2 separate regions of the Homo sapiens genome follow, and region 1 is linked to region 2. Evidence: chromatin loops called from intact Hi-C (ENCODE). Cell type or tissue: heart left ventricle. All regions are shown on one strand. Each heading gives the region's core, and the rest is flanking DNA. Links, peaks and the distances in the headings are about the cores only. Region 1 overlaps XLOC_008559 (a long non-coding RNA gene). Region 2 holds the start of ANKRD1 (ankyrin repeat domain 1).

Region 1 (11,960 bases), core at 2,226-10,225, 64 kb after region 2:
CCAATCACTGTAAAAAAGGAACTGGATCTAATCATGCTTTTGATTTTATTTTTGCTTTGTTTTGAATAGTTAATATATTCATATGATTTTAAATGTAAAAAACACAAATGGCCCCTTCATAATCTTTTCCTAGCTAATGCAGTTTCTTCTTCAGAGGCAAACAATAAAAACAGCATTTTCATATTCTTCCAGAGATATTTTACGCATTCTCTAGCAAATACATGTTTTAAAAATTTTTGACACAAATGGTATTGTATGTTACACACTGTTCTGCAATTTGCATTTTAACTTAATGAAATTTCTTGGGGAATGCTCCATATCAGTGTATCAGAGTTCCAGCATTCATAGAGCTATACGTTTTCCTAGAGCACAGATTTCCGTAGTTGGCTTAACCAGTCCCCCTTATGTGCAAATATAGATGTTTTTACTCTTTTGTTGTTCCAAACAGTGAATATCCTCTTATGTGTGTCATTTCTCATATTTATCTACTCATAAGATAAATTCATAGACATGGAATTGTCCAATCTTGGTTTTAATAGTTTTCATTATAGGCCAACTTGACTTTAATGCTGTTGAGTAGACATTTGGAATGCAGTACTAACTGACCAAGACCTCTAATCTAACAAGCTATCCAGAAAACTGATGATGTCTTTCTTACTCACAGATCATTGTTCCAGTTTCATATGTGCACTAAGGTGGGAAAACTGTCAAACAGACCCCAAGAAAATAATGTCCATTTTCAAAAAGCAACTCTTTCTGGCAGAGGTCTGATTAGCCCATAACACATAACTATCTGATTATAAATGAGCTTTCTTAAAATAATTTTTAATATTTTTTCCCACTGTAATTTTTCCATGTTTCTATGTATGCTATACATTTTTGTTTTGTAACAATTAAAGGGCCCTGACAGGTTAGCCAGAGAAAGTAATATTTATTATCTGTATATTAAGATGAGAAAACAAGGAACATAGGCCAAGGGAAGTTTCCACTTGTCCAAAGTCACCCAGCAAGTTAGTGGGAGAGCCTGAACTAAAATGCAGGTCACAACCTAATCCCATGCTCTGTTCACTGATCCATATTTGTCCTTTTTGCCAGTTCTCAAAAGTAAGTGAGCTGTTCCTAAACCTATTGGGTCTAGAAGTGGTCTCAGTTTATGGGCAGCTGACGATGTCTCACTATGAAGAACTTGTCCTGATGGTGTGCAGCTGCTGAAGATGTATAGCAGGGATCTTCCATGGGAGGTCCAAGAAGGCTGATATCTTCCAGGCTTGCCTATAGGTATATGTGGCTCACATGCCAAGATGGGAACAAGTAAGTCTGAGCTTGGAGAACGTTTGATACTGCTAAGCAGAGAAGAACCAGGGGTGAGTGAATTTTGTGCAATGGGGAAGAATTCTTCACATTGTGTGTACCAAAATGCTATGAACTATTAATATAGTCATGCTTTGCATAACGATGTTTCAGCCAACAATAGATCACATATACTATGGTGGTCTCATAAGATTATACTGGAGCTGAAAAATTCCTCTTGTCTAGTGAAGTAGCCGTCATAACGTAGTACACAATGCATTATTCATGTGTTTGTGGTGATGCTGGTGTAAACAAACCTACTGCACTGCCAGTCATATGAAAGTGTAGCACATACAATTATGTACAGTACATAATACTGGATGATGATAATAAACGACTGTGTAACTGATTTATGTATTTACTATGCTATCCTTTTTATTGCAATTTTAGACTGTGCTCCTTCTACTTATAAAGGAATAAAATTAACTGTAAAGCATCCTTGGGCAGGTCCTTCAGGAGGTATTCCGGAAGAGGGCATTGTTATCATAGGAGATGACAGCTCCATCCTGTTACTGCCCCAAAGACCTTCCAGTGGGACAAGATGTGGAGGTAGAAGACAGTGATATTAATGATCCTGACTCTGCGTAGGCCTAGGCTAATGTGTGTGTGTCTTAGTTTTTAAAAAAGTTTAAAAAGTAAAAGACAATTTAAAAATTTTTATTAGAATAAAGCTTACAAAATAAAGATATAAAGAAAGAAAATATTTTTGTTCAGCCATAGAGTGTTTGTGTTTTAAGCTTAGTGTTATTACAAAAGGTTCAAAACTTTCAAAAAATTTAAAAGTTTATAAAGTAAAAAGTTATAGTTGGCTGAGTGCGGTGGCTCACACCTGTAATCCCAGCACTTTGGGAGGCTGAGGCAGGTGGATCGTGAGGTCAGGAGTTCGAGACCAGTCTGGCCAACACGGTGAAACCCCATCTCTACTAAAAATACAAAAATTAGCCAGGTGTGGTGGTGGGTGTCTGTAATCCCCACTACTCAGGAGGCTGAGGCAGGAGAATTGCTTGAACCCGGGAGGCAGAGGTTGCAGTGAGCTGAGATGGTGCCACTGCACTCCAGCCTGGGCGACAGACCAAGACTCTGTCTCAAAAAAAAAAAAAAGTTATAGTTTAATTTTTAAGGTTAATTTATTATTGAAGAAAAATTTTTAATGAGTTTAGTGTAGCCTAGGTGTACACTAGGTGTTTATAGAGTCTACGATAGTGTACAGTCATGTCCTAGGCCTTCACATTCACTCATCACTCACTAACTCACACAGAGCAACTTCTGGTCCTGCAAACTCCATTCGTGTTGAGTGTCCTATGTAGGTGTATTACTTTATATCTTTTGTACTATATTTTTACTGTATTTTTTCTTTGTTTAGAAATGTTTGGATACACAAACACTAGTGTGTTACAATTGCCTACAGTATTCATTCAGTACAGTAACATGCTGTTGCAACCTAGAAGCAATAAGCTACACCATATAGCCTAGGTGTGCAGTAGGCTACACCATCTAGCTTTGTGTAAGTACATTCTTTGAAGCTTGCACGATGACAAAATTGCCTAATGACACATTTCTCAGAACATAACTCCATCATTAAGCTACATAACTTAAACCCCTGCTATGCAATGAAACTCAGGTAGCATATTAAAAAATAGATAACTCAAGCATTGCATACAGAGAAGCCATTCTTGGAACACCAGACAATAAGCATTGCATTAGATCAGAGCAGTTCTGGGCACATCTATGGTCAACAAGAAATATTCTCAAAGTCTGAACTTTGAGCTATAGTAGACAGACAAACTAAGAATTCCTCAAAGTTAGTATTTCCAACCGTGATGTAAGAGTCTATTCTGAGTGTTGTGACAAACTATCTCCAGATCTCGCTAGAGTAACACAATAAAGGTTTGTTTCTCACCCATCACAGTCGGGTATGGCTGTATGAGGGAGGCGTGAGGAAGGATCTGCTCCTCGCCCATCACAGTCGGGTATGGCTGTATGAGGGAGGCGTGAGGAAGGCTCTGCTCCATGCATTCATGGAAGTGGCCTTGATCACCAGCCTAGCACTTCACTGGCAGGGCTCAGTCAATGACATCTAGTGGCTGGGAAGCTCGGAAATGAGCTTTCCTTTGTGCTCAGAAGTAGGACTTGGGCGAACACATAGCAGTATCTCTGCTCCATCCACATAAACGGGCTCAGAACTTAAATGGAAAGAGACGCTGAAGAGGGCATCAAATATATGAGAACTGGAACAGGGAAAGGAACAAAGATCTGAACAGGATCAGATAGAGATATTTGCCTACAGACAAGTCCTTGGTTAAAAGACCGTGGAAATTGATTCTAGAACTATATATTATTTATGGCTTGTGGGACGCAGAAATGTGTTCTGGTTACCTGTGCAATAAACTGTACATACTTCTCATTTCAGAGTTGGAGTCAATCACTCTCTGTTGGCCTTTTTTGCTGTCTTTACAAAGTCATGGGTTAACGAACCCTACTGGGTACTTCTAACATGAGGTGTCTGGGCTGGGAGAGTCTTACTGGCAATTGATGTCAAGATTCTTCGTCCAGAGGCACAGAGCAGAAAGGTTCTTGGTCCACAGACACCTTAAAACAAGGCCACCCTGGCCAGGTTTATTCCCGTCTGGCGGCCTACACATTTCTTATATCCTGGAAAAACTGGTGAGCAAGCAAGTGTCGACCTCAGAGTCTCTGACAGGGCTATTTTGAAACCACACACCATGAAAACTCTCAGGGAAGTTAAAAAACAAACAATCATAACCAAGGCAGTTTAGCTGTTTTGAAAAGAGATGGAGCTTCATTACTTCAAACCCAAATTTCTGCAAGCCTGACAACCACCTTACATCAAAATAAACGTCTACCTGCTAGCTGAAATGTTTAAAAACACAGGTGAGCTCTATTCTCTGAAATACAAGCCTTCTCTAACCTGAGAAATGTAAATACCTATGAAGGTGGGTCCATGAAGGGGAGGTTGATGAGGATGGGCCTATGTAAGAGTGTGTGTCAAGGTTGTTACTTGTATTTGTGTTACCCTGTGGATGTGTGTGTGTGTGTGTTTGTGTGTGTGAGAGAGAGATTCAGAGCAGGAAGAGGAAGGCAACTCACATGGATCCATGTTTTTCGTAACACTGTGTGAAACTCCAGTTAATTGACTGTAAAAAAATAGGAACCCACAAGTAACTGACATTAGTACCGCTGAAAGGCTCCCAGAAGACCTAACTCTTGCTGGCTCCATAATCACAAGCACCTGCAAAGCTCTGCCTTGGTGAGGAGAGGGCAGAGCACACCTGCTAACCGACATCTGCCTGGAGGAAGGAAAGACAGAGCTTCAACCCTGAACACAGAGTGCTGGTCTCTCTTATGTGCTTGACTGTCATGCTCAGTTGCATTGTGCATGAGTCTGCCTGTCAGCCTGCACTGAATTTTGCAGCACTGTTCCAGGGTTTACTATCTGCACTCTGTTCCCAAAGACCTGTTGCCCCTACCTGTGTGCTCCCGGAGGAATCTGGTTTCTATAACAACAGACCCCATCACCAGCGTGGTGCACAAGGCCACCTGCCAATCCATTCTGATTAAGCCCAGCCCTCAGCCTGTCCCCTCCAGACCTGTCACACCAATTCCCATTCAGGCACCAGCACTGATCATCAGTATTTCCCAAGAGTGGAAAGGGGAAAATAGAGACTCAGTAAATATATGTAAATAAAAGCAGAGTTTTCGTAAGCCATTCTAATCTTGATATAGTTTGCATTTCCTTCACTGTTGCTTTATAAAAGCCCTCTTAAGCTTGCAGCAAGAAGAATAGGAAGTCAGCTGTCAATTAGCTTACTATGATGTTTTCTCAGTCATATTTTGAAAGAGAAGTTGAATTCAACATTTTCCAAAAATCTGCAAACAGCAGCATGCTGCATTTATGGAGATGACACCTTTTGTGGGTTTTTCTCTTTCATGGGTAGGATTTTTCGGAGAGACCACACTGGGAGAAGAGAATAGGTGAGGAGTTGCTCTGTGAGCTTGCTGCAATCTGGAAGGAATAAAGTTGCAGAAATAGGAAATTGGAAGCAGAAATAGGATATAGGAAAGTCTTAAGGACTACGATTTTTGTATTGCAACTAGATTCACCTTTGCAGCCATCCTTTTAACAAGACAAGCCACTCAACTAATACATGCTCTGAAGGAGCGAACAGAACTGACTAAACTAATACAGAAGCAGGGGCTCAGTGGCTGCAGGTTGCATGAAAAATTACCCATTGCAGTTGCAGGGCCCCATTGTGAGCACCGGTCCTCTAGGAGAATGCTGGGCTACTTCTTTCTTTACCAATTGTTGCTAAGAGCAGGTGACCTCACATGCTGTTTTAGCAACTCTTACTACTGAGAATTATTCTCTTGGGAAGTTCAGAAGCTGGCAAAATAAATCTTTGTATTCACTCTGCTTATATTCTGACAACACTGACTAAAATCCTCTACTTTGAAAAGGAAATATTCTTCCCAGGCAAATGCAACTGATGAAATAGATTCTCTGTGTGTGGATTTGAAGGTGTTAAAGTAATGATACTAATTGCTTTCATTTTGATAAGCTTTACAGGCTCCAGAGTTCTCTCACGAGTTCCATTTCATTTGATATTTGCAGTTACCATGTGAGGTAAGCAGAGCTGACCTTGACTGGCATCTCTATCAGCAGCTCAGTGGGATTAAATGGCTTGCCAATGTCACAAGGTGAGAAGTTGACACGAATTGCAATGCAAATATTCTGGCAAATAAGTTAGCAGGCTTTCTATTCTACCATTCTGCTCAACTTAAAAAATAATCCTGTGGATTTTTAAAACTGTAATGGCCACTCATGCACAAGCCCCTGGAATATTCACAGGCTGATGAAAGCAATCTATTTTGGTGATTCAGGGAATATTGAGCTGCTGGTTTTGAGCAAAAGCAGCTGATGCAAATAAGCATGATATATTCATATATTCATCCATTTGAAAGAAATCTGATGGCAGGAATTTTCTCCCAACAAAGCAGATTCTAGGATGTGCAAGCATCTGTACACACGCATGTCATTCTCTGCAACCTCCATGCTTATAGGAGACTCCTTGAGCATTAAGACTTGACAGAATCTTAGAGGTAATTTTATTCAACTTCATGCTACAGGGGAGGAAAGCAGGTTCAGAGAGCAGCGTTTGCCCAGGTCACACAGTTTATAGTTGTCAGACGTAGGACAAGACCCCAGACCTTCAGATATCACACTCAGTTCAGAGTGATTCTTCTGAGTCCCTGGGAGGTTCCAAGTTACTACAGTACCACTAAATTACATTCAATGCAGTATTTAAGCAGATGAGGCCTTTTAGCAGGATTTAGAGCAACAAAGGCTGAAATCAAAGGCCTTTGATTAGCTTAAAGTTGTTCTGACAGTGGATCTCTCCAGAGTATGGGCTCACTGGAAATCAGTGTCCTACAGCCTCAGCATTGGAGTGTGAAGCTGGAGTTGGCTGATGCTTGGTGTGGTGTGATGGTTGGGATAGGATTTGGCTCTGTGATCCTGTGCTTTCTACATGGCTTAGTTTATCAGCCAGAGCACAGTGTGAGTCCCAGAAAACCTGGCCAAAACAATCCTAACCCATGTAGCAAGGGGCTACGGTATTTATTCAGGGGCTTTCTCAGAAGGCTTTCCAAATAGTCCATTGGAAGGTCTATTTTCAAACCTCAGTCCAAGACCAAACCACTTAGAGTTATGTCAGCAGCTTTGCCCTAGGTGTCCCTGAGCTGTTGTCAGCAGGTTTCTAAAAGAATCACACTAGCTTGGGACTCGCACTGTGTCTCTGAAGGAAAGTCCTGAGAGGAGGGTCAATAAGAAACTTTCCCTTACATCTCTGCATCAGGAAATTTATCAAAGTAGGGTTGAGGGATGCTTCTATGGTGTAGCAGATACTGTGTGGTGTGCTGTCCTGACCCATCTCAGGACAAAAGCACATACCCTCCCAGATGCTGGGAATGTGGCCTGCTGATGGCCCATAGCTGAGTTTCACCCCAGGGATTGTCCTTGATCAAAGGTTGCTGCCTCAAGATTGCAATGCCTTCCCTGGGAATAGCCTGCATCTGACCACAAGTCAATGTAGGGGTACAAAAGTTTGGCCCCTTTGCTCAATTTGGGCCATCTTTGAAGGACTACCCCAGCTCCACAGCTCCCTGGGGGTTGGGCTGAGGCCTCTGTGCTACTGCCTCAGAGTGCAACTCTCCATCAGTTCAAGCCTTCACCACCCACCCTTTTACAGATGTTGTTTCGCCACAGCACTCCCCAGTAAACACCTGCGTGCAAATCTTTGTCCCAGAATCTTTTTCCCAGGGACCTTGACATACCACAGACACACAGACATGCACACACTCAGACATATTCTCTTTTGCCTTCTTTAGTGCCAGCATCTTGTCACCTGATGGAGAATACTCTATCAACAACTACATATCAAATGTCTGCAATGATCTTTTCTATCCAAACAGCTAAAGAAATCTGTATTCCTTTCCTATGGCTGCTGTAACAAATGACAACAAACTTGGCGGCTTCAAACAACACACATTTATGCTGTCATAGTTCTGGAGGCCAGAAGTCCAACATCATCATTTTTACTAGGCCAACATCAAGGTGTCAGCAGGGCTGGGCTCCTCTGGAAGCTCTAGGGGAAAATGCAGTTTCTTGCCTTTTCCAGCTTTTAGAGCTGAATTCTTTGCATTTCTTGGCTTGTGGTCCCTTCCTCCATCTTCAAAGCCAGCAGCGTAATGTCTTGCTTCAGTGGTTATGCTACCTTCTCCTTCTGTGTCAAATCTCTCTCGGCCTCTGCTTTGTAAGGACATTTATGATTGCATTTAAGACCCACCTGGATAATGCAGGCTAACCTCCCCATCTCAAGACCCTTATCTAATCACACCTGCAAAGCCTCCTGCCATATAAGGAAACAATCACAGGTTCTAGGGATTAGGACCTGGAGATCCTTGTGGGCCATTATTTAGCCTACCATGGAATAATAGAGCAAGTTCTGAGACATATACATTGTGATTTCAATCTGTAGTTTATCTTCACCCCAAAGTGAGGTAGCCTCAGAATCTTCTTTTTGCCATCCATTTGCTATTGTCCCAGGCAAACTGGTCTCAGCTGGGATGTCTACTTCTTGATTTAGGCCTTTATTAAGAAACACCAGTAATTGTTACATTTTTACCTGCTGCTGCTAGAACCCCTCTCTCTGTCTCCCTCCCTAACCCTGCCGGGTGGCTGCCTTTCTACCCCCTCTACTCACCAGATTGTATCTGCACTCACTGAGTGACCCTGTTGTCTATGTGGGAATAACACTGTGGCCACACTATGGCATTGGGCGGGGGGCAGGGTGCAGGTGGAAGAGGAGAATAGAATAGTGTTTTAAGCCTAATCAGCAGATTCCTGTGTCACTTCCTTAAAGGATTCTCTGTCAGTAGCAATTTGGGATGATACCGCGTGACCCTTCAGAATGGAATTGGAATGGCTGATCTTCACATACTCATTGACCAGAAATAAGACCAAGAAATCTGCAATCTCATTTTTTCCCACCCCCAATTATCTATTTTTTAAAAAGTTGTATTGATTGGTTGAAAAGTCTTTTTTTTTTTGAGAGATAGAGAGAGAGAAAGAGAGAGAGAGAGAGAGGGTCTCACTCTGTCACCCAGGCTGGAGTACAGTGACGCAGTCATGGCTCACTGCAGCCTCGACCTCCTGAGCTCAAGTGATCCTCCCAGCTCAGCCTCCCAAGAAGCTGAGATCACAGGCCAATGCCACCATGCCCAGCTAATTTTCTGTAGAGATACGGTCTCACTTTTTTGCCTAGGCTGGTCTCGAACTCCTGGGCTCAAGTGATTCTCCCACCTGGGCCTCCCAAAGTGCTGGGATTACAGATGTGAGCCATCATGCCCAGCCTCCTACCCCCCATTCTTTTAGCTTGTTGTTTCTACCTCCTCTCTGGACCATATGGCTTGATCTACATATTTGTCTCCCCCACTAGAATGTGAGCTCCTTTCTTCATCTTTCTGCTCCAATGTAGCAACTACCAAGGGGCCACCTGACAGAACATGGCCGCTGCAGAGGAACCCTGCTACCTGCAGTTGGTGACATGGCCTAGGTCCCAGAGGCCTCGTGGTGCCACACACACAAGAACAGGCACCAACAACCAGTGACATTTTGACAGTCAAATGGAACCTGTGACTGCCATCTGTAGATGTGCCAGCCAAGAATGTGACCCTGGGGAAAGCCCTTCACACAGGTCTTTCCTTGGTGTATTTATATTTAGTTCCAGCGAAAAACTGCAGTTGTTTTTCTCAGTGACAGGCATCAAACGATAACCGAAAAGAATGAGAAATAATTGTTCCCTTTCTCCCTGTTAGGAGATTGTACTCTTTGAATTTGGGACCACAGCTCTCTGAACAGCTAGCTCTCCCATGCCTGGCTCATGAGACATCATAAATGTTGATTGTATTAAAGACAATTTAGAGGGAAAGGACTTGAATTCTGGTTCTAAGCTATTAAAAATATTTCTACATTTTAATTTTTAAATTAAGAAAGATTTTGTACATATGGAAAGGTGCAGAATATAAAACAGACAACCATATGCTTACCATCCAGATTAAACAACTGTTAACGTTTTCTCGTATTTACTTCAGATCACTTGAAACAAAAGAAAGACAAAAAGATACGGCTAAAGCCTTGGCCCCCTTCACTCACATCCCTCCCCTCCTCCCCTCTGCAGAGCAACTTCTGCCTGAAGCTGGTGTGTGTCATTTCCATGCATGATCTTGTGCTTTCAGTACATATTTGTATATCCAAAACAATATTTACTATTGTTTTGTGTGCATTCTTAATTTACATAAATGGCATCATATTGTAAATTCTCTTGCAACTTGGCTTTTCTTACTCAACAGTACATTTTAGGGACTTATTTATGTTGTGTGGATACAGTGTAGACCTAGTTCATTCATTTTAACTTAATTGTGAAATACCATAGTTTACTTATCCATTTCCCTATTGGGTAAAATTAGTTATTGCTTTATTGTCGTTGTTGTTTATTGCAATGAACATGCCTGTGCATGCATCTTTGTGCACGTGTTTGTTAGTGTAAATGCCCTGAAGTGAAATTGCTAATTAGTAGGAAATATACTTCTGCACCTTCCTTAGCAGAGACAAATTGTTCTCCCAAGTGGTTGTACCTATTTGAACTCATGCTAGATTAGAAATCCCTGTGTTCCTACATCCTTACCATCATTTGTGAGGCTTTCAATTTTTCTTATCCAATAAGTACAAATGACATTTTATTTTTTTAATTCACATCTCTCTAATTATTCATGAGCTTAAGCATTTTTACATGTTTACTAACCAGTTGTGTATGTGCATGTGTGTGCATGTGAGAGAGAGAGAGAAATAGGTTTTAATCCTTTGTTCTTTTCTTATAAATTTATAGTTGTATTTATTCTGAAGTTCTTATCTGAGTTGAAAAGTGTTCTCACAAATGGTATCTTGCCTTTTAATTTTGTTTATGTCATGTTCTATTATAAATAGCTTTTTAATTTTCATGTAGTTAAATTTATATGTCTTTTCAAGGTTTGTGGGCATTTGTCCCTTAGTTAATAAATCTGTTTCTAACTCTACATTCAAGATATTCTCCCACATTGTTTTCTAAAAATTCTAAATTTTTTTTCCCTTCACATTTAAATTTTTGTCCATCTGGAATTTACTTTTGCTTATGTGATGAGTAGGGATCTAATTTTATCTTTTTCCAAGCAGAAAGTTAATTGTCAAGGATGATCCAGACTTTCCCGCTGTTTGAAATGTCATTTCTGGTGTTTTTTTTTTTTTTTTTTTTAGATGGAGTTTTGCTCTTGTCACCCAGGCTGGAGTGCAGTGGTGTAATCTCGGCTCACGGCAACCTCTGCCTCCCAGGTTCAAACGATTCTCCTGCCTCAGCCTCCTGAGTATCTGGGATTATAGGCGCACGCCACCACGCTCAGCTGATGTTTTGTATTTTTAGTAGAGATGGGGTTTTGTCATGTTGGGCAGGCTGGTCTCAAACTCCTGACCTCAGGTGATCCGCCCACCTCGGCCTCCCAAAGTGCTGGGATTACAGGTGAGAGCCACCGCGCCTGGCTGAAATATCATTTCTGTTAAATACAAATTCCCATATATAAGTGGATCAGTTCCTAGACTCTACCATTCTGTTGGTTCATTTGTCTATCCCCACACCCATACCAGAATTTTAACATTATTATAGCTAAAGAGCAAGTCTTAATAGCTGGTGTGGTGTTTGCCCTTATTTTTTTTGTTTTAGCTCACATTTGTTTTTGTTTTCATTAGTCTTTCCTCTTCCAGTATTTTAGGATCTGATTGTGGATTCCTGTGAAAAATGCTATTGGAATTGATAAAGGAAGTGTACCTAAATAGGTTAATTTGGAAAAATTTTGCCACTTGTACTATAGTTATCTATGGTAAATGTGATATATCTCTCTATTTAGGCCTCCTTTTTATATTTATATCATTTAATATGGATTTATAATTTTTTCTGTAAATATTTATACATTTTTATTACCCATATTATGAGGTATTTATAGTG
Region 2 (11,960 bases), core at 871-8,870:
ATGGCCACTTATTGAGACATTTCTCATGCCAACATGGTGCTACACTTTAGACACCTTGATTCTTCCAGCAACATTTTGAGGTAGGTGTTGCTATGCACATTTTGCAGATAAGAAAAACCAGGTTCCAAAAAGTTCAAGTTTCTAGCCCAAGGAAACACAACTAATAAGAGGCAGAATACACAGTCAAACTCCCCTCTGCCTGGAACTTCTAACTTCTTTTGTCAAATGTACACAAAAGTTCTAAACACATGTATTTAAAAATTTTGGCAGAATAAAAGTAGTCCCTTCCAAAATATTTTAATCTGGATCTGACACCTCATCTAGGGTCCCTGTCGCTCTTTCTCTACTTCTGTGGGTTTTCTGCTCATTTTTGCTAGCACAGCCTCTGTACCTCAACTGTAGTCACTTGTGTCTACAGTTGTAACGTGTATAGTTACCCCTAGGAGACCCTCTCCTCACTGATCTATGTGGTTGGTATGCCCCTGGCCTTAATCCCACACTCATGATTTTTAGTTTCCATGCAAACTTCATATTTTGTTTCTTGATTTTTTTTTCAATGTGTTTATGTTTTGGATTCAATTTTGGCCAAGTCCCTTGGATTTCTTTGATATCCCGTTGCCGCTTTGCTATAAAGTCAAAATGAGCTGCATTTAAATACATAAAGAATTTTCCCAGCTCAATCTTCAGTTCATAAATTATGCTGCATACTGGTCTTCGTAGAAATCACAGTGATTGAATTATTGAGGTCTGAATAGCAGCTACTTTCCATAGATGCAATTCATTTCATATGCAGTCTAGCCCCAAATCTCATTGGTAGCAATTGGCATCTATCATATAAAGTGTGCAGCTAGAGAATTCGTATATGTTGCTGGCAGCCAACCATAAGCAGGCTGCCCTGTGAACAATGGAGGGACAAGGCTGTTGAAAGGCAAGTGTCGAAAATGAATGACTAACTCGCTGATGAGGATATTGAATTCAGTTTAACAGCTTTCACTTCCTTCTTTTCCCTGAAATATTCCTCTATTTTCAGTATGTATGGAAAATATTTTCACATGACCTACTCTCATCTCCCAACTTTCCTTTATTTGGAGAAATGAGCTTTTGCCTAGTTCTCTCAGATCAATTTTCAATCCAATCAGCTCGGTTTTGCATTGGAGGTTTTCCGGAGCTTCATATAGTCTACTTCTTTTGGCTCATTCCCAAGCAAAGAAATATATTTACCATATCACGGAATTCGATCTGGGCTCCAGCTTCCATTAACTTCTCCACAATTGCCAAATGTCCTTCCAAGCATGCTCTATGAAGAGCTGTCCGTTTATACTATCAGAACAGAGATTTTAAACAGAGATAGCAATAAATATAAAAATGTGTGTAAACCCTTTTAAGAGCTATGAAGCTGGAGATTCTGATGACCTAACTGATAGAAACTCAAGTGCTTCTTTATGAATAGAAATGTCAAAGTTAACTAAAATTGCAGAATCAGAACAATTATCCTGCAACTAATATTTGAGCTTCCTCCAATATACATTTCCAAGGGCTCAAAGGCCTACGTTGAGGAGTGTGAACTTAAAGGCTCAAAACTATCTAAATGCTGACATCTCCGTTTCTTCTATCTTGCACCTTCCTTGTTCATGTAGCATTACCATGCAGATCAGACAGCTTTCTTGCATCTGGGACTGTTGCTAGACTATCAAAAAGTTTCCATTCATTTTTAGGAGAATGGGAGACATGTTTTTAGTTCAACTTCAGAAGCGGTCCCCAATTTCACTTCATGGGGGAAAGAATACAAAAAGATTAGTGATTTCTGATAAATTGGCTTTATTTGAATGGGCTAATGAACTATTAGAGCTGGAACAACTTTAGGCGTTATTTCACTCCAATGCCCCATGTTTACAGATAAGGAAACCACAGCCCAGAGGATGCAAATTAGCTGCTCAAAACCAAATAGCCAAGTAGTGGTACAACTGGCCCCTGAACTCCAATCTCCAGATTTCTTATCTAGTGTTGACGTGCTTGGTTTTAATCAAAGATGATGCTAATAATATATCTCTAAAGGTGACTTTTTGGCCCACATTAAAAGTCTTATCCCAAGAATCTAAGAAGTTAAAGAAAAACTGAAAAATCAGCCAGATGTATATGAGTGCAAAAAACAATGCAATCCGTATCACTGATCTAATATCTATTTATTTTTTGGACCACTGAACTCTCCTATTAGGCTCCTGGCATACACAGCAACAGCTGGGGAAACTGTTTCAGGTGGAAGGACTTTGGCACTATATTAGCAAGACTGGAGTAAAGCATAAGAAACATAAAATTAATGAGCTGGATTTTGCAGTGCTTTGCATGAGTCTTACCTCATCACAAACATCTGGATTGTTCTTGTCTGACAAGAATTTTTCTACTACTGGCAGTTTATTCTCCAGAGCAGCCTTCAGAAACGTAGGCACATCCACAGGTTCCGTCTAAAGCCAAAATAAATAAATATATATATATATATATATATATAGCATGAGAGTTACCGTGAGCTTGCCAGCATTCAATCAAACCCTCCACAGATATTTGCTCCCCTGTAGCACAACACTGGACATGTATTACTGGAAACCAAAAAAAAAGCCCTTACAATGATTTCAGGTTCTGGTTCCTTTACAACTGGAACTTTAGTTTTCCTGTATTTTTTCCTTTTCTTCAGTTGAATGATTATTTCAAGGTCTTCTAAATTTTCAAGCTTTGATCTTTGTTCTAGTTTTTTCTTTTTGAGCTAAAAAAGAAATTCGTATTTCAAAAATATGGTGAGTTCTACTGACAAGCATTCTGGTTGTGTCTAAACTAAATCTGCAAGGTCTGAGATAAACATGTGAACAGTTTGAGCAAAAACATTTTTTAAAAATTATATAAATCTTTGACTTCATTTTAGGGATTTCTTATTCAGATATTTATCTGGGAGTCTAATTTTCAGCTAATTGCCATCATCTTTACTTCTGTTGCTTGTAGAATCAGCCCTTGACCAATTGAGGACACGATCTGGTCTCTAAGTGATGACTTTGTAATTAATGCCATAAGCAAGTCTTAGATTTTTAAAGGATTTTTAAAATTATGCTCAAAACTTGGTTTAATTTTTGAGCATGATAAAAAGAATCTAACAATAAATGTTAAGCTCTGAAATATCAATGTCATTCTCTTTCACTAAGCAGAGCCTTCTAAAACAGACTGTCCAGGGACCACAGCTAACTAAAGCAAATTTTATCTGTGTTAGTAATTAAGGAAAATTCACCCAGAAACACAGATTGTGTCAACACAGATAGCAGACAGTTAAACAATGATCTATGGACCACAGACCATGTTATTGAGAAAAAGAGATCTCCGTTGCTTGGGATTAACTACATGGTGTGTAACATCAGGAATTCACTGGACATGTGTATCTTTCAATCAAAACATGGTCACAGCACATTTATTCATTGATTCAGAATTCAGAGGTCATAGTCTTGTCAAAGAGTTATTTCCCAAAACCTGTTCCATACAAGTTGCCTCTTTACGGGTTAGAATCTGGTAAAGAGACATCTTAATGATTGGGTTTGTTTCTCTCTTCTCCTTCCCTGACATTTCCATTCCCTACCCCAGCCCCAACATCCTACTAGTGGATTCCACAGATGGCTCTCACCTCTGCCTCTCGTTGTTTCTCGCTTTTCCACTGTTGCTCCCCCAGGGTCACAGGGTGGGCTAGAAGTGTCTTCAGATCCTCCTGCTTCTCTAAAGTAACAGCAGCTTCATACTCTCCATCTCTGAAATCCTCAGGAAGGAATTCCCCTGCCTCCCCATTGCCATTCTTCTTTCCAGTGACCTATGAGGGAAGAAGATGGCAGCGTCAGAAGCAGCAGCCTCGTCCTGGGTCATTCTTCACAGACAATGCCGCAGGAGGCTCTTGGTCCTTCTCCCCTGGGAACAGCCACCTTTGAGCAGTGCACTCTCAGATCTCAAGCTGCGATGCACACTGCTACAATTGTCCCAGAATTACCTTCAGATGCTTGTCCTACTCTCTTGGTTAAATCAAAGCTTGGGTTAGGTTGACAGATTAAATCTACTTTTAATCTGCTTAATCACATTTCTTTTAGGAAAATCAAAAACCTTCTCTGCTTAATTAAAACTCAACTTTAGGTACTTTTGATGAGTTTCGCCTTATTGTAAAGTTTCCGGGCTTACATTCTTTCAATAACACTTCTTCCCTAAGACATTTTGATAACTACACGTGATTCCACACTGTAGTAATAAAACCAAAGGAGAAGATATTAAATAGGAAATATGCAGAGAATTCATTACTGGTAGCTCCATTTTTTTTTTCCAATTTCACTTGTTTCATCACATCAACCTTTTTCCATATATGACATTTTCAGAGTTCCCTTGCATTACACCTGAAAGCAAAGGGCATTTCAATTTTCAAATAAAAACCAAGATGAACCAGTTTTCATTTTATAAAATTAATGCATCTTACATACCAGTTCCTCTACTTTCAGTACCATCATGTTGGCTGAAGGAGTCTTGTATGTTTTTCTGTCGTGGAAGGAATCCCTGGAGTTGGCCCTGCTGGGCCCCTCCACACCGGTCAGCTTATATAGCTGGGGCCGGGTGAGATAATCTTCCAACCTGGGAACCGAAGTAACACTCCCACCCCCATTAGGAGCCAACTCAGAGGCAGGTGAATTTTCATTCCAGACTCAGTGTCTGGGAAGCTGAAGAGGGAGGGGAGGACAAGCTAACCCTGCTGAATATGTGAATCAGGAAGAAATGTGAGAGGGCCATTCCTTTGGTGGTGATCACATCGCTCAGCAATGCAAGTCATCCTATTTGTCAAGAGTCAGGGGACAGCTGTCTGTTGACATTGCACCACATCACTGCCCTTTTTTTCTTTGTCAGCTTTCATATGACTACCTATCAAGAAAATGTAGATGCCCTACATATCACACCCCCAGTAATATCTTTCTGATAAGCAGACTTATCAACACTTCACTTAGGGGAAACTTGTCCCAGGACATCCTATTCCCTGGGTAAACAGCCTGAGGGGAAGGGATCTGGGCCCTAAAGGCACTTGTCTATATCTGTTTGGAATTCTTTGGAGTGATGTCTGGGGCTAAATAGGCCCCATGACATGCCACCTTACCATCATTATAAGAAATTGAAAGCATTCAGTAATGCACTTTTCTTTTATGATGTCACTGGCCATAATTAGCACATGACATGCTTACCGTGTTCTAAAACAGCATAATAATTGGAGCATTTTTACTTCAAAATGGATCAGAGTGGTCAAGAAATAGAGTAAATGAAACCAGCTATCAGCCGGGTGCAGTGGCTTACACCTGTAATCCCAACATTTTGGGAGGCAGAGACAGGAAGATTGCTTAGCTTAGGAGTTCAATACTAGCCTGGGCAACATGGCAAAATCCCATCTCTACCAAAAATACTATATATATATATGAAAAAAATGAGACCAGTTATTAGCAATGGCAGGACTCTGATTAGGTCATTGAGCTGAAGTTCTCAAATGCTGTGGGGAAAGGAATCACCTGTGGGAGCTTGTCAGAAATACAGATCCCTGGGCCCCACTCCAGGGAATTCTGAGTTGATTTATGGTAACTCGTAGGAATCATCTTGAATTTCAAAGCACCCAGATGATTCTGATGCATCAAGATTTGAGACACGTGGCTGGAGGGATAATGCACTTTGCTTCCGGAAGGGTTGAAAAAGGTCTCTATTTCTGGTTTCTAATCTTTGAGGTGTAAATTATGTAAAAATACTGGGGTCTTTTTATAGTTTCAGGAAAAACTGGGTTTTTTTCAGTAAAAGAAAGGAGAGAAGAATGGGAGAAGGGAATTGTGAATGGAGGGAAGTGTTAATTAGGAAGTTATGTTTGACCTTTGTGTGTCTATTTCTCCCCAAACTCACCCAATCAACAAATGTGGCTGCCATTCTCCTCTTCCCCCTTGAATGCTCAGTCAGTGGATGGTGTTTCTGAAACTTTGAGAAGACATCGACTCCCCACCCCAAGACAAAACATTGACAAAGAGGGACCCTCCCAGTACCTCCTGTATCATATGTTCCGGTCTCCTAATATTCTATCTTAAAAGGGGGTTAATTAAAGGAAATCTCCTGGGCTTTTCTTTGAGATGGACACAGCTATCACTATTTTCTTTTTAATTTTTTCCTTTTCTCTTTATTATTTATTTATTTTTAATATATGGAATGTTTCACAAATTTGTGTGTCATTCTTGCACAGAGTCCATGCTAATCTTCTTTGTATAGCTCCTATTTTAGTATATGTCCTGCTGAAGCAAACAGAGTCATTACTATTTTCATTGGTCTCTTCATCTAAGTCAGAAGTAGTCATGGACACTTTTTCTACCATTTCGTATGCCTTTTTGTTCCAGGCCTGACCCAAACTGAGGGAGGTATTAGGAGGAGAAGTGTTTGGGGGAAGGACTGTGGGATGTTTAAGGGTCTTGGATATGAAATCCCAGAGCTGTCCATGCCCTCGAAGTTGGAGCAAGACTAATGCTCTCATTTTACAGAGAGGATGCTGAGGCAAAGAAACATTAAGTAACTTGCTGCAGATGCACAGCTAGTTGGTGAATGCTAGGTTGAAGAGTCCTGATTCCATCCAACAGAAGCAGACAATCATTGAGCCCAAAAGATTTCCTAGGGCAAGTCTCACCTAGACCCACTCAGGATGCAACCAAAACTGATTAAATGGCTCCTTACTGTTTCAATCACCTCAAAGAATGCAAGTGAAAGTGGGCAGGGAGGCTTACCAAGCCCTTTTCTTTCTCCAGGCATTTAATTATCCCTTGAAACCTAGCTGATTCTATAGAGAGGCTCCAGGAAGTCTTGAAGAAAACTTTGCAGAGGATGACACTTGAAGATGAGTTGATGGAATGGGCTGAACTTAAAGGAGCACGCTGGTGGATGCAAGGATGTCAGGGCTGGTGAAATCACTGCCAGTTCAACCTTTTCCCATGTTGATCCAGCTTGTCATTATAAAACATGAGAGGTACAACTTGAGGATAAGTGGTCAGAAGATGTAAAAAGAATATGACAACAAATAAAGAAAAAAAACATGAGAGAATCTGCTTTTTGAAAAGAGATTCTAGGCACCTTTAGCTCTCTAAAAAGATAAAAACAACAACCATTGTATTTTCAAATCGTTCTTATTCATCAAAATTGAGAAAAAAATTCCCCTGGCGGAGAGTTTTCTGTCATTTGTTTTTCAGAAGCATCCTTCCCATAAAAGTTCACCCAGTGGTGTAAATTCTTATATTTGTGTATTTGGCTTTATCATAGCCTCAATCTGGACATAATCTATCCTTACTAAGATGAATTAAAACAATAAAGGTCCTAGTTGGTTCTACAATCATAAAGCAACTTGGCATCACCCATCTCCAACCAGAAAGAGTAAAGGAAGCATCCCTGAGCTTCTCCAGTGTCACCCCATGAGCCTTTTCCCACTCCCCTCAGGATTTATGCATTTCCATGGGTGAAATGACATGTGACTAGAATTAGGACCATGGTTATAGCTGGAGAAAGTGAGAAGCAGAGAAGTAGCACCTAAAGCAATTACTGCTGTCACCTAGGGATTAAAAGAGGCGCTTGGACCCCACCCAGATCCATGTGCCATAGCTCAGCTCCAAGTCCAAGGGCAGTTTTATCTTTCTGTATAAAATATGAAGTTCCAGACGTTCTACTTCTACTCCAACTTTTCATTCTTATATTTTAACTATATAATAGACACATTATTGTTAAAAATAGCACAGAGAATGTTATTTAGTTCAGATCTTACTGTCGATTTGATACTTGATTATTTTTCGCTCAGTAACCGTGTCTTACAGATTGTCTCCTATCTGCACAAACAAATCTATCTTGCTATTAGAAACAACTGCATGAATTTCCATGCACGGACCTACCATTTCTTATTTAACCACTTTCTCATTTGTGGACATGTAGGCTGTTTTTTTAAAATGGGCATTTTTATTTTCTAAAAAGGCATTTTATAGCACATAAAATTTTATTGTTATTAACACTCCTTGTCCTTAGAACACCCAACTTGATACTAAAAGGAAGTGCTCCAAGGACTGTAGCCAGATTCTGACTTGGAAACCTCCTTGTTCCACTGTTGTACTTACAATTGCTCATTTTGCCATCCCTTTTAATAGCCTTCCCAGTCCCAGCTGTTACGCACCTTCCTTGGCCCAGAGAAGTGGCTGACTTAGCCTGACCAGCAAGCCATGGCTCAGTTACGTGTTTGAAAATGCCAAAGGAAGGTCATAAAAGTGAAGCAAATAAGGTTTAATGTTGTTTCCCCTCCCCTGCCAGGAATGGGATAACCTGTATTTGAAAAGCAGAAAAGTACTGGAAACATTTTCAGCAGGATTGTGGCACCTGCCTTCCTTGCCTCTCGAAAGGCAGAATCAAGACTAAAGTCCTTCTGCCCAGGACTCTGGATAGAAAGGGCACAAACTGCCCTAACACAGTTGGGCTGCCCACAGTAGGTTACTTTTTACGGATATCGGTGGCCTCCTGACGTTAGAGGTAGGTGAAGGCTGTAGGTCTCACCTCCACACCTTACAGCAGGTGCCTTGTTACAGTAAATAAGGTATCTCAGTGCAAATTCTGCCACACATATGAACTCACACCAGCCAACAGGCACAAAGGGCCACATGCACTATTCAGTAAACTCATGAAGCCCAGCCCTTTGTCCATTTAGGCCCTTGGACAGTGTCCAGCACAAAAGATTCGCTTGACTAGGCATGGTGGCTCATGCCTGTAACCTCAGCACTTTGCGAGGCCAAGGCAGGAGGATCACTTGACCCTAGGAGTTCGAGACCAGCCTAGACAACATAGCGAGATCCTGGCTCTATGTTTTTTTATTTAAAAAAAAATAAAAGAAAAAGTTTCACTTGAAGCAAATGAAACCACAACCACATTCTGGCAGCATATTTCAGCTAATTTTCTAGTCCACTCAAGGTGATTACAGACTCCTCCACATATGGCCTAACACAAGATAGGATGGAGTCCTAGCACTCACTATAAGCCTAGGACTCCAACTGCATAGAAAAGTGCCTGACACATAGTGGGGCTAAATAAATATTTACCTGAGACCCAGCAGGGCTCATATTCTTTTCTAACCAAACCACATATTTCAAATTCTCCTTTCAATGAGAAATAATTGGTAACATTTCTCATGCTAATTAACCATTAATCTGTCAATACTATCAAAGGTAAAGATAGGTAAAGTACTTGGGATTACCTCCACTGGAGTGGGGGCAGCTCATTAGTGTCTTTCAAATGCTAACTAACCCCAACAGTTGTAATCGCAGAGTCAGGGCTTCTCAGGTGTGAACTAACATTTCTTCAAGCAGTGATTCTCTAAGCTGGGTGCATCTTAGAATCCTCTGTGAAGCTTCTAAAAAAATGCTGATGCCCAGGCTTCAGCTCAGGCACATGAAATCCAAATCTCTGCTCAAAGATCCAAGGAATTGGTATTTTTTAAAGTTTTCCAGTTGATTCTAATTTCCTCCCAGCATTGAGAATACTGCTCGAGGGTGTAGAATTAAATGAATATGTATCTAAATACACGTGTATTTTCTCCAAGTTGTAGTGGACAGTCAAGCTATTGTTATTCTGGTCTCAGAATTTTGATTGTTGAAGACTCTTGCCTATGCTAAGACCATGGGAAACACACACATACAATTTACTCATTTATTTTTTATTTTATTTTATTTTATTTTATTTTATTTTATTTTATTTTATTGTTTTGAGACAGAGGCTTGCTCTGTTGTCCAGGCTGGAGTACGGTGGCACGATCTTGGCTCACTGCAACCTCTGTCTCACGGGTTCAAGCAATTCTCTTGCCTCAGCCTCCTGAGCAGCTGGGACTACAGGTGCATGCCACCATGCCCAGCTAATTTTTGTATTTTTGGTAGAGATGTGGTTTTGCCATGTTGGCCAGGCTGGTCTTGAACTCCTGGCCTCAAGTGATCCTCCCGCCTTGACCTCCCAAAGTGCTGGGATCACAGGCATGAGCCACTGTGCCTGGCCTACTCATTTAATATTTATTTAGCTCTACTTTGTGTCAGGCATTTTTCTAGAGCTGAGATATACTTATGCTCTCAAGAGACACACGACTCTGCCCTCACGGCATTCACACAGTTTTACTGAAGTATTTAACAAAAACTACAGACAATATAACATGCTTCTTCTGCCACAAATCAAGAAGAGTGAGGCGAGACAGTAGTTTTGTGGGTCTGGTGGGGATGGGATGAAGAATCAGGAGGCTTACCTCTAAATCCTGGCTTTGCCCTGTGTTCACTGGAGCAAGTCCTCTCACCTCTTACCATCTCAAATCCTGAAGTTATAAAAGGAGAGCTGAGAACAAAATGATTTCTAGGGCCCTAAAGTTTTACTGAGGTCTCAAAGTCACTGAATCAAAAGGTAGAAATAAACATTCATAACTGCAGCATCACGTGCGGACAGTGAAGTTGATTCTCCAATGCCTCTAAAAGAGGAAACGGTCCATAAAGCTTTCACTAGCCCAGGATATTTCCACTATCTTTAAGACATTCTCCCACTTGATAAACATAAAAATTTCACACTCTCTGTTACATGGATAGAAATTTCAAGAAGATCAACTTGGGGTCAAGATGAAATAAAAGTAGTGGTAATTTTGATTATGCCTCTTCAAACCTTCTAAGACCGCAGAGATTTTTATAAGGCCTCATCCTCTTTCTTCCCCTTCTGAGAATCCCTGCCCAAGCTCTTGCCTAGGCTGACATCTGTCCCCATAGAAAAGGTAGTGATAAGTGTCCAGGAAGGGATCTCAGTGACTTTCTATTACATTCTTATTTCCCCAAATAATGGGTTCTTGTTTAGGCCCCCTACACTGGTTCCCAGAACATTAGGAAGGCAGAGCCTCTAACAATCAACATTCTGGGATTGTGATAAGGACAACTGGCCTGTCTATTACAACCTCAAGAAGAATGGGTGTGAGTGGGAGAATCAGTTAAAATGTGAATGCATAATGGTTCCCCTCCCACCCCTCAACTTTCTCAAAAGCCAAATTTACTTCATGAGATTAAATTTCACTCAATGGACGGTGGGATGATGGAGAGTTTGCGTTGAGATGATTTTTTAAAAGGAAGTTTGATTGTCATAGTAACGCTCTGAAAAGATTTTGATGCAACTTTGGAATTACTTCACACCCAATTACATAGAACATCTACTTGGAATGAGAGATAAGTGCTTCTGTGACTGCAAACATAGATAGAAAATCCATTAACCTTTTTAGCCATTTATTAAAGCAGAGGAAAATTATTTTTAAAATGCAATTTCTGACTTCAAGAAGAAGTACCGAAAAAAATATTTTCTTGGTGTAGTTTGGAGTTTCCTAATAAAGGGCAAATGCCACAGAATATCTTCACTATGGATTCCTTGGGAATCAGAGAAATTTAGGGCCAGTAACACACTGAGTGGTCATTGAGTCCACTCCCTGACCAGGAAGGGCCAGAGTTAGGCAGGTAGAACCCTATTACTTTAAAAACTAAAACCTCCCTTTGTCGTTATCCTCATATTTAAAAATCTTACTGCAATACAGTTTCTTGTGGCTTACTTACAGCTGGGCAGCTTAGTCTGTTTGTCTCATTCTAGCTTCAGGAATGATCATCACCAAAAACACGTATTGAGCATTTTTTCCGATGACTTTTGCTAGTCAAAGGGAAAAAAGCTAAAAGGTGAAATTACTGCCATTGAACTGCCATTACTTGAACTGCCATTACTTGAACTACCTTCATCCACTGGATCAAAACCATTTTCATAACTGGGTATTGTTAAGCTCTTCAGAACATAGGCTTTTGGACCATTAGAAGGGCTTTCACATCGTCTAGTCCAGTTCTGTAACTGTACACACTGGAGCAAATGACACC

What was found. Hi-C counts contacts between places; a loop is a spot of excess contacts. Peaks named below come from ENCODE experiments on the same cell type or tissue, not always from the same donor. Only the 100,000 strongest peaks of a DNase experiment are listed, where the experiment ranks them.
Region 1: it touches region 2 in a loop (11-fold over the local background); 25 of 110 quality-filtered maps call a loop at or near these places.

Annotation. Positions count from the first base shown.
Region 1 is chr10:90,979,480-90,991,439 of GRCh38, forward strand. It overlaps XLOC_008559 (a long non-coding RNA gene), which reads left to right. Exons shown (of 6, transcript NR_131214.1): 4 at 5,981-6,066; 5 at 11,219-11,243. LOC107984252 (a long non-coding RNA gene) reads left to right here. Exons shown (of 3, transcript XR_001747547.2): 2 at 1,096-1,364; 3 at 1,741-1,797. Among named protein-coding and RNA genes, the nearest start is that of XLOC_008559, 38 kb to the left of the region's middle. In heart left ventricle, for the core only: no CTCF peak of the experiment used is centred there; no DNase peak of the experiment used is centred there; H3K27ac peaks cover 4,836 bases.
Region 2 is chr10:90,916,511-90,928,470 of GRCh38, forward strand. ANKRD1 (ankyrin repeat domain 1) reads right to left here and starts at 4,577. Exons shown (of 9, transcript NM_014391.3): 1 at 4,491-4,577; 2 at 3,659-3,838; 3 at 2,621-2,758; 4 at 2,355-2,462; 5 at 1,222-1,320. The coding sequence starts at 4,517. It also overlaps the pseudogene RNU6-740P. RefSeq lists an enhancer at 8,780-9,666. In heart left ventricle, for the core only: no CTCF peak of the experiment used is centred there; a DNase peak (open chromatin) is centred at 4,609; H3K4me3 peaks cover 3,847 bases; H3K27ac peaks cover 5,223 bases.